2 separate regions of the Homo sapiens genome follow, and region 1 is linked to region 2. A link is a contact called in ENCODE Hi-C or POLR2A ChIA-PET data. All regions are on one chromosome and are shown on one strand. Each heading gives the region's core, a stretch centred on a gene start or an enhancer-like site at or near the end of the contact. The rest is flanking DNA. Distances are from core to core; before and after follow the strand shown.

What was found. Hi-C counts contacts between places; a loop is a spot of excess contacts on that map. ChIA-PET counts read pairs that join two places held with the same protein, here RNA polymerase II (POLR2A). Pooled maps may share reads with other maps.
Region 1: a map of endothelial cell of umbilical vein shows a loop between it and region 2 (5-fold over the local background). The contact joins two enhancer-like sites. A Hi-C loop is called at or near these places in 1 of 168 maps with a recorded cell type or tissue (endothelial cell of umbilical vein) and 2 of 50 pooled maps. POLR2A ChIA-PET finds 5 or more read pairs at or near these places in 3 of 52 experiments (AG04449, BJ and HepG2).

Annotation. Positions count from the first base shown.
Region 1 is chr2:75,594,577-75,598,256 of GRCh38, reverse strand. No RefSeq gene overlaps it. Among named protein-coding and RNA genes, the nearest start is that of EVA1A, 35 kb to the right of the region's middle. Within about 2 kb of position 2,341, at least 3 of the 41 ENCODE cell types and tissues checked have a DNase peak (open chromatin) inside an H3K27ac peak, as active enhancers do.
Region 2 is chr2:75,501,520-75,504,881 of GRCh38, reverse strand. All of the region lies in intron 3 of EVA1A (eva-1 homolog A, regulator of programmed cell death), which reads left to right. Among named protein-coding and RNA genes, the nearest start is that of EVA1A-AS, 21 kb to the left of the region's middle. Within about 2 kb of position 1,786, at least 2 of the 41 ENCODE cell types and tissues checked have a DNase peak (open chromatin) inside an H3K27ac peak, as active enhancers do.

The DNA of each region.
Region 1 (3,680 bases), core at 1,092-3,591, 93 kb before region 2:
ACTTCATGCGCCGGTTCTGGAACCAAATCTTGATGTGGTGCTGGCTGTGGTACAGCAGGTTGGCCATCTGTAGGCGCGAGGCCCACGCAGGCGGCATGGAAGTGGAACTCGCTGTCCAGCCCCACCCACTGCGCGCTCCTAGGACTCCCTGGGACTCGTGTCTTCCTCACCGCCGCTGCCGCCCCCTGTTGGATGCAAAGGGCAGGGGTGGGAAGGGGAAAAGTAAAATATAATAACTGGGGGGAGGGGCGAGGAGGCTGGGAAAGGTGACTGGAAAACAAACAAGGTGACCGAAAATGCCTTGACATTTCTCCCATTTAGTGGTGGGAACTACATCCCTCCCGCACCACTTCGCCCCACCCCACCCCGATTCTGGACAGGTTCTGTAATTGCTTGGCCTGCCTAAGTGACACTGTGCCAGTTTATGGCCTCAGGCCTTACGGGACCAGCGGCTTCCACTTCCTGCTCTGGGAATCTGGACTCTCGGAACCCAAATGCCATACTGCGAGGAAGCTTCAGCAGCCCCAGAGACACATGTGGGAAGGAGTTAGGGTCCCTGGTCAGCAGCCTCTGCCGACAGTCAGCATTTTGGAGCTAACTAGGAAGTGGATCCTCCAGCTCCATTCAAGACTTCCTTGTTGGAAATACATGGAACAAGAACAGCCGTCTGCTCAGAGTTCTCCCCAAAATGCAGATTAATGAGCAAACTAGATGTTTGTTGCTATGTGAAGCCACTGAGTTTTGGGATGGTTTTTTTGTTTGGTTTGGTTTGGTTTTTTGAGACGGAGTCTCACTGTCGCCCAGGCTGGAGTGCAGTGGCGCAACCTCGGCTCACTGCAACCTCCGCCTCCCGGATTCACGCCATTCTCCTGCCTCAGCCTCCTGAGTAGCTGGGACTACAGGCGCCCACCACCACGCCCGGCTAATTTTTTGTATTTTTAGTAGAGACGGGGTTTCACCGTGTTACCCAGCATGGTCTCGATCTCCTGACCTTGTGATCCGCCCGCCTCGGCCTCCTAAAGTGCTGGAATTACAGGCGTGAGCCACCGCGCCCGGCCGGGATGGTTTTCTACACAACACTAGGTAACCAGAACAAGGACCGAGTTGTGGGCTTTCTGACTCTCAGCCAGTGTTTCTTTCACTCTATTTTGCTGGAGCTCAGTGGTTCCCTGTGAGTCTCCTGGTCACTCAGTAGTCTCAGCGCTCTGTGAGGTTGGACATGCTGGTAAATCACCCTGCATAAGGACGGCTGGATGACTCAATGTCTTCAGCAGAAGTCACCAAACCTAATGATCATGAGAATCCCTGGGGTGTGAAGTAAGAGGTGTCCTCTACTCAACGAATTCTCTGACTCATCTATTAATTCAATTTTGACACTAACTGCCTGGAGTGAGTGTCAGGCAACACAGGGTTAAGGTCTCAGACCCACAAGACTGCTCTCACTTCAGGAGCCAGTCACAAGTATCAAGCCCCCAAAGTTACCAAATTGGCCACAAACTTGGGGGTTCTCATAGCTTCTCCTGGCCCAAGTTTTGATAATTTGTTAGAACAATTCACAGAACTCAGAAAAATGCTATATTTACTATTGAAGTTGATTATAAAGGATACAAATGAACAGCTAGGTGAAAAGGTACATAGCACAAGGTTTGGGAGGGTCCCAAGTGCAAGAGCCTTTGGGGATGTGTTTGCCAGTTTGGAAGCTCTCTGAGCCCCATCTTTTAGGGTGTTTTTTTTTTTAATGGAGATTCTGTTACAAGGGCATAATTGATTAAATTATTGGCCATTTGTAATTTGACTCAATTTCCAGCTCCACTCCCCTCCCGAGAGGTTCAAGAGTGGAACTGTGTAGCTCAAAGTTTCAACCCTCCACTCACATGGCTGATCCCCCTGGAACCCATGAGAAGCTATCTCAGGCCCACCCTGAGTCACCTCATTAGTATAGACTCAGATATGTTTGAAAAGAGCTTGTTATGAATAACGAGACATCCCTAACACTTCTAACAGTCAGAAAATTCCAAGGGTATTAGAAGCTCAGTGCCAGAAATGGGGGACAAGGACCAAATAAGCCTTTTTATTTTACTACAGAGGATTAAGTATGTAGATTCTTGGGACCTATTCCAACTGTATATTGAATTAAAATTCTTAGGAATAAGACTCAGACATCTCTTTTTTTCTTTCTTTTTTTTTTTTTTTCCTGCTGGTTTGTTGATCTTGGACATTCCTAGTTTCTAAAGCATCCCCAGTGATTCTGATGACCAGCTAGCTTTGAAAATTACTGATCATGAATCATTTGTGAGGAATTTGGAGAAACATCCCAGCATCACCTACATGCACAGATTATTCTAAACTAGACATTACTGGATTTTTCCACTTATGTTAAGATTCTTGGGCAGGATGAGTTTTTTCTACTTCTTGGTTAAGCCAACCTGAGGCCTCCAGGTTCTCTCCAGACCTGTGCTTCAACTTGGTGTTGGCCTGGGATCCTCAATATAGATGTCTCTGATGCCCCTGGGCCAGGCTAATGTGAGTTATTAATGTTGTTTGCCAACTATTTATAGCTCTTCTCTCTTCTGGGCACATGGCAGAATTGCACTTTCTTGCATCCTTTGATTAAGTGGGCCCATATACCTAGCTCTGGCCAATGATCAGAAGTGATGTGTGTCACTTCTGGGCCAGAACATTTTATTACCAGTGCAAGATCCTCCAGAATTCTCTGTCTTTCTATCTGCATGGTGGGAGTGGCAACTTTCTGAATGGCAGTTGCTCTGTTAGTATGAGTTCCTGAGTGACTGTGATGTACAGGACCTCCTTGCTGACTTACGATGGACGTGTAGTATTAGCAATAAAGAGATTTTTATTGTTTGAAGCCACTGAGATTTGGGGGATGTTTGTTATGGTAGCATAGTCTAGTCTAGCCTGATTGATCTAGGCAGAGATTGTAGGCTTATCCCTCTGAAGCTTTCTCATTCTTTTGTGGCTTTGGGATTAGGATCATGCCTCTTAACCAATTTGGGTTTTTTTTTTTCTACTTCAAAGACTTATTAATGACAAAAGTCTCTCCTTATTAATGCAGGAATTAGCACTCTTTCACCCAGTAAACTTGTCAGGGGCCTGTCAGTATTCTCAGAACAACCAGTAACTGTTGAGAAAATGATGCTATCAGTTGAATGGTAGTGGCTTTTGTTTGCTTATCATGTGCAACTCATAATTATGAATGCCGGGACATAAACTAACAAAGAAAATTCTAGTTAACAGTGTTTAAAATACTTCATAGAGTATTGTCTTTTTAAAGGGCTGTCTTACAGACATGCTTCACAATTTTTCTGAAAAGCCAGTGGTGTGAGATAATCTGTCTGTCAGTGAAATTAGTGTCGTTTTCCTACCCTCAGCAAAGGTGATATTTATTAAAACTGTTTTTTAGAGATTATTTTTCTCTCTTACTTTAGTACAGAAGTCAAGACCCCTGGTAATCAAAGAGAGGAAGCACTGCGTTACCTCCTGAGTCAGCACATAGATGGGGCTGCGTCTATGCAGCTGTGACTTGTCATTGATTGCCATTCTTTTCCTTGGGGGAAGAACATAAACTTTTTTATGGCTGCTTTCTTTCATCTTTTATGCAAAAATAGCCACCAATGCTTCTTGTGTTGGTATCCTGGGTGATGAGTTTTCTTTATTCAGTT
Region 2 (3,362 bases), core at 537-3,036:
ACCTAGCAACCTGTTATCTAGGTTTCAAGCCCCGCATGCATTAGGTATTTGTTCTAATGCTCTTCCTCCCCTTGCCCCCCACCCCCCGACAAGCCCTGTGTGCCCCTCCCTGTGTCCATGTGTTCTCATTGTTCCACTCCCACTTATGAGTGAGAACACGTGGTGTTTGGTTTTCTGTTCCTGTGTTAGTTTGCTGAGAATGATGGCTTCCAGCTTCATCTATGTCCCTGCGAAGGACATGAACTGAAATGAGTGAATTTAAAGGAGCACACATCAGAGCCAGCCAGGTAGGAACAGAGATTTCTCAATACTCCTTCCTGGAGAAGAACAAGTCAGAGATGGAAGGAAAAGGAAGGAAGCTTCCTCCAGCATTTTAGAGAGGGCAGTAATGTTAGTGGAGGTCTTCCCTTTCCAATGGGGTGGGGCAGAATGCCATAAAGATATTTTGTTTGTTTGTTTGTTTGTTTGTTTGAGGCAGAGTCTTACCCTGTTGCCCAGGCTGGAGTGCAATGGTGCGATCTCATCTCACTGCAACCTCTGCCTCCTGGGTTCAAACGATTCTCCTGCCCCAGCCTCCCTAGTAGCTGGGATTACAGGCACCCACCACCACGCCCAGCTAATTTTTATATTTTTAGTAGAGACAGGGTTTCACCATGTTGGCCAGGCTGGTCTCAAACTCCTGACCTCATGATCTGCCCACCTCGACCTCCCAAAGTGCTTGGATTTACAGGCATGAGCCACCGTGCCTGGCAAGAGATGTTCTTACAGTGCCTAAAGAGTTTGGAGAAGAGATTTTGCTGAGCACTCCCTGACAACACACAAACCCCGTGATTCTCTTTAATGCCCACTTTTTAAAATTTTATTATTTTGGGGGGTTAAGATAGTTTTTTATTAATGAAAATTTATGGAGCACACGTGAAATTTTGTTACATGTATATAATGTGTAGTGATCAAGTCAGGGCATTTAGGGTGTCTGTTGCCCAAGTACAATACATTTTTATTAACTATAGTCACCCTGCTCTGTTATCAAACATTGAATTTATTTCTTCTATCTAACTGTATATTTGTACCGTGTATCCCGCTTCTCTTCATCCTCCCTCCTACCCTCCACTCACCTTTCCCAGCCTGTTATCTGTCTTTCCAGTTTCCATCTGCATATGATCAAACTTTTTAGCTCTCACATTTAAATGAAAACATGCAATATTTGTCAAAACCAATTTTAAAAGCCTTTTACTTTTCACTTAAGGAATTGGAAGCTCCAGAGCCAAGAAGAAAGCCCAGGCAGAGAGAAGGTTGCACTTGCATGGAGACCAGCTGGCCTGGTCTGGGCTGGCTGCTGCTGCCCTATCCTGCAAGGAGTCTGTTGGGCATGATCTGACCTCTGAGGGTGCAAATGAAATTAGCTTCAGGACCTCTACATAGGGCCTCTTCCTGCCCGTGAAAACAATGACCCTGCAGGAAACAAGATACAGCAATACATTTATTTTTATTTATTAAGGGAAAACAACTGACAATAGCCCTCCCCACTCTGCTTCCTGGGTAATTAACAGCTGTCTGGATCTGGTCAAGACCAGGGTGGATCACTGGCCAAGAGGAAGTGACCTGGAGCAGAAAGTATTATAGGAGAGAAAAAACAATCACCTTGGAGCTCCAGTTTTGAATTTTGTGGGAAAAGGATGAAGAGGCATGACATAAATTGTATCAGCTGTGAAAATCAGGCCTGAGTCACCAGCTTGGGATCCAGTGAATTCCCTTACCCAGTCTGGTTGCTCTTACTGGGCTTGTCCAGGAATCCACATCCGGATGCTAGAGACAAAAGGGGATGTTTTCTGATCTGGGAGGCAGGACAAGGTGGACTCATTAAGCTACAGAGGCAGAACAGTGGTTTCCAAGATGGAGTTCAGAAACTATCTTTGAAGTTAGGCCTATGTAATAGGTGGGGTGAGGGCAGTATATGAAAGCTAGAATGACTTGTTTTTCTCCCTTTAATATCGTTTTCTATTTTGGTCAAAGCATGAACTTTTGAGTATCAGGCAGAATTACATTTGACACCCTCATCTTGGCTTCCACTTTTAAACAAGAGTAACACTACTTACCCTGCTGAACAGTGGTAATGGCTGACGGTATTACAGATGATCAGCATAAAGGAATTATTCCAGATCTTGGCAAAGAGAAGCATTCAGTGAATGATAGCTCTTTCACTCACTCTATGTATGTATGTATCTATCATCTATCTAATGTCTTCCTCCCTCTTTCCCTCTTTTCCTTCTTGCCTTCCTTCCTGTTCTCATCCCTCCCTTTGTTCCCCATGAGTGCATATCTATGTCTCTTTGTGCATGCATGTATGCAATATGTATATCTGTATATACCCTAATATTTTTAAGCATTCTTAGATTGCAGAATAGGTAAAAGGGTGCATGTAGAGATGCCACTTGTCAAGGGCCTGGGAAGTAGAAGGAGTATAGCTCAAGCTCTGCTATGTCTGTTCAGCATTTGTAGGTTTTGACTTTTATTTCACTGGATTATGTGGCCATTGTTATTATGTTAGAAACCTTCATGGTCTGAAAACCCTTGTAGGGAACATAGGAGTCTCTAAGAAATGGAGATAGATTTATGGAGCTCCAGATTCATACTCCAGGGAGGACAGGGTTATGTTTGCTGCCTTAGTGGATACATAAGCTATCTAGAGGCTTTAAAAGACAGCCTATCCCAAATTTATTTCTAACCTACTAACATGGATTGGTTAAATTAAGTTCTTTTAATGCTACACACTTCTACTAACACAAGAGAGGTTGAGTTATTGCATGAGTTGGGCAATAAAGCAAGTGTAACTGATGTACTGTTTCTCTGTCGTGTCATCTTTCTCTCACTCTGGGATCCAGACAGATTTTCTCTTGGTTGGGGAATTGTCTTCCTTGGGTTGAGGGGACTGAGGGAAGATGCAGTATTGGTATCTCCTTCTGAATCATGGCTCCTTCTGAACCTAGGCAGGTTCTCTTCAAGGCTTCATGGTGTAGGAGACAGAGGACAAGACTTTGGTCTGAAGGATCATCCTCAGAAAATGGATGTACAGTGCCAATCACGGGAGCTCGCCTGCTGATTCCCACTTACTCTGCCTACAGGGTCCTTTCCTCTATCCATGAGAGCAGAGCCAGCTTCCCATTATGCGGCTCCTTCAAGGGCATTATAGCAGAAGTGGGCCAGTCCCTCTCTTTGGCTCATTTCATTCTAGCTCAGAAAAGCTGTGGCATAACTATAATTGGCTCAATTTCTTTTGCTTGATTAAGGAGGCAAAGCCAAAGTAAGGCCAGAAATCAAAACCTTTTTTGTTGCCAGGGCATACTAAGCAGTACAAACTCATT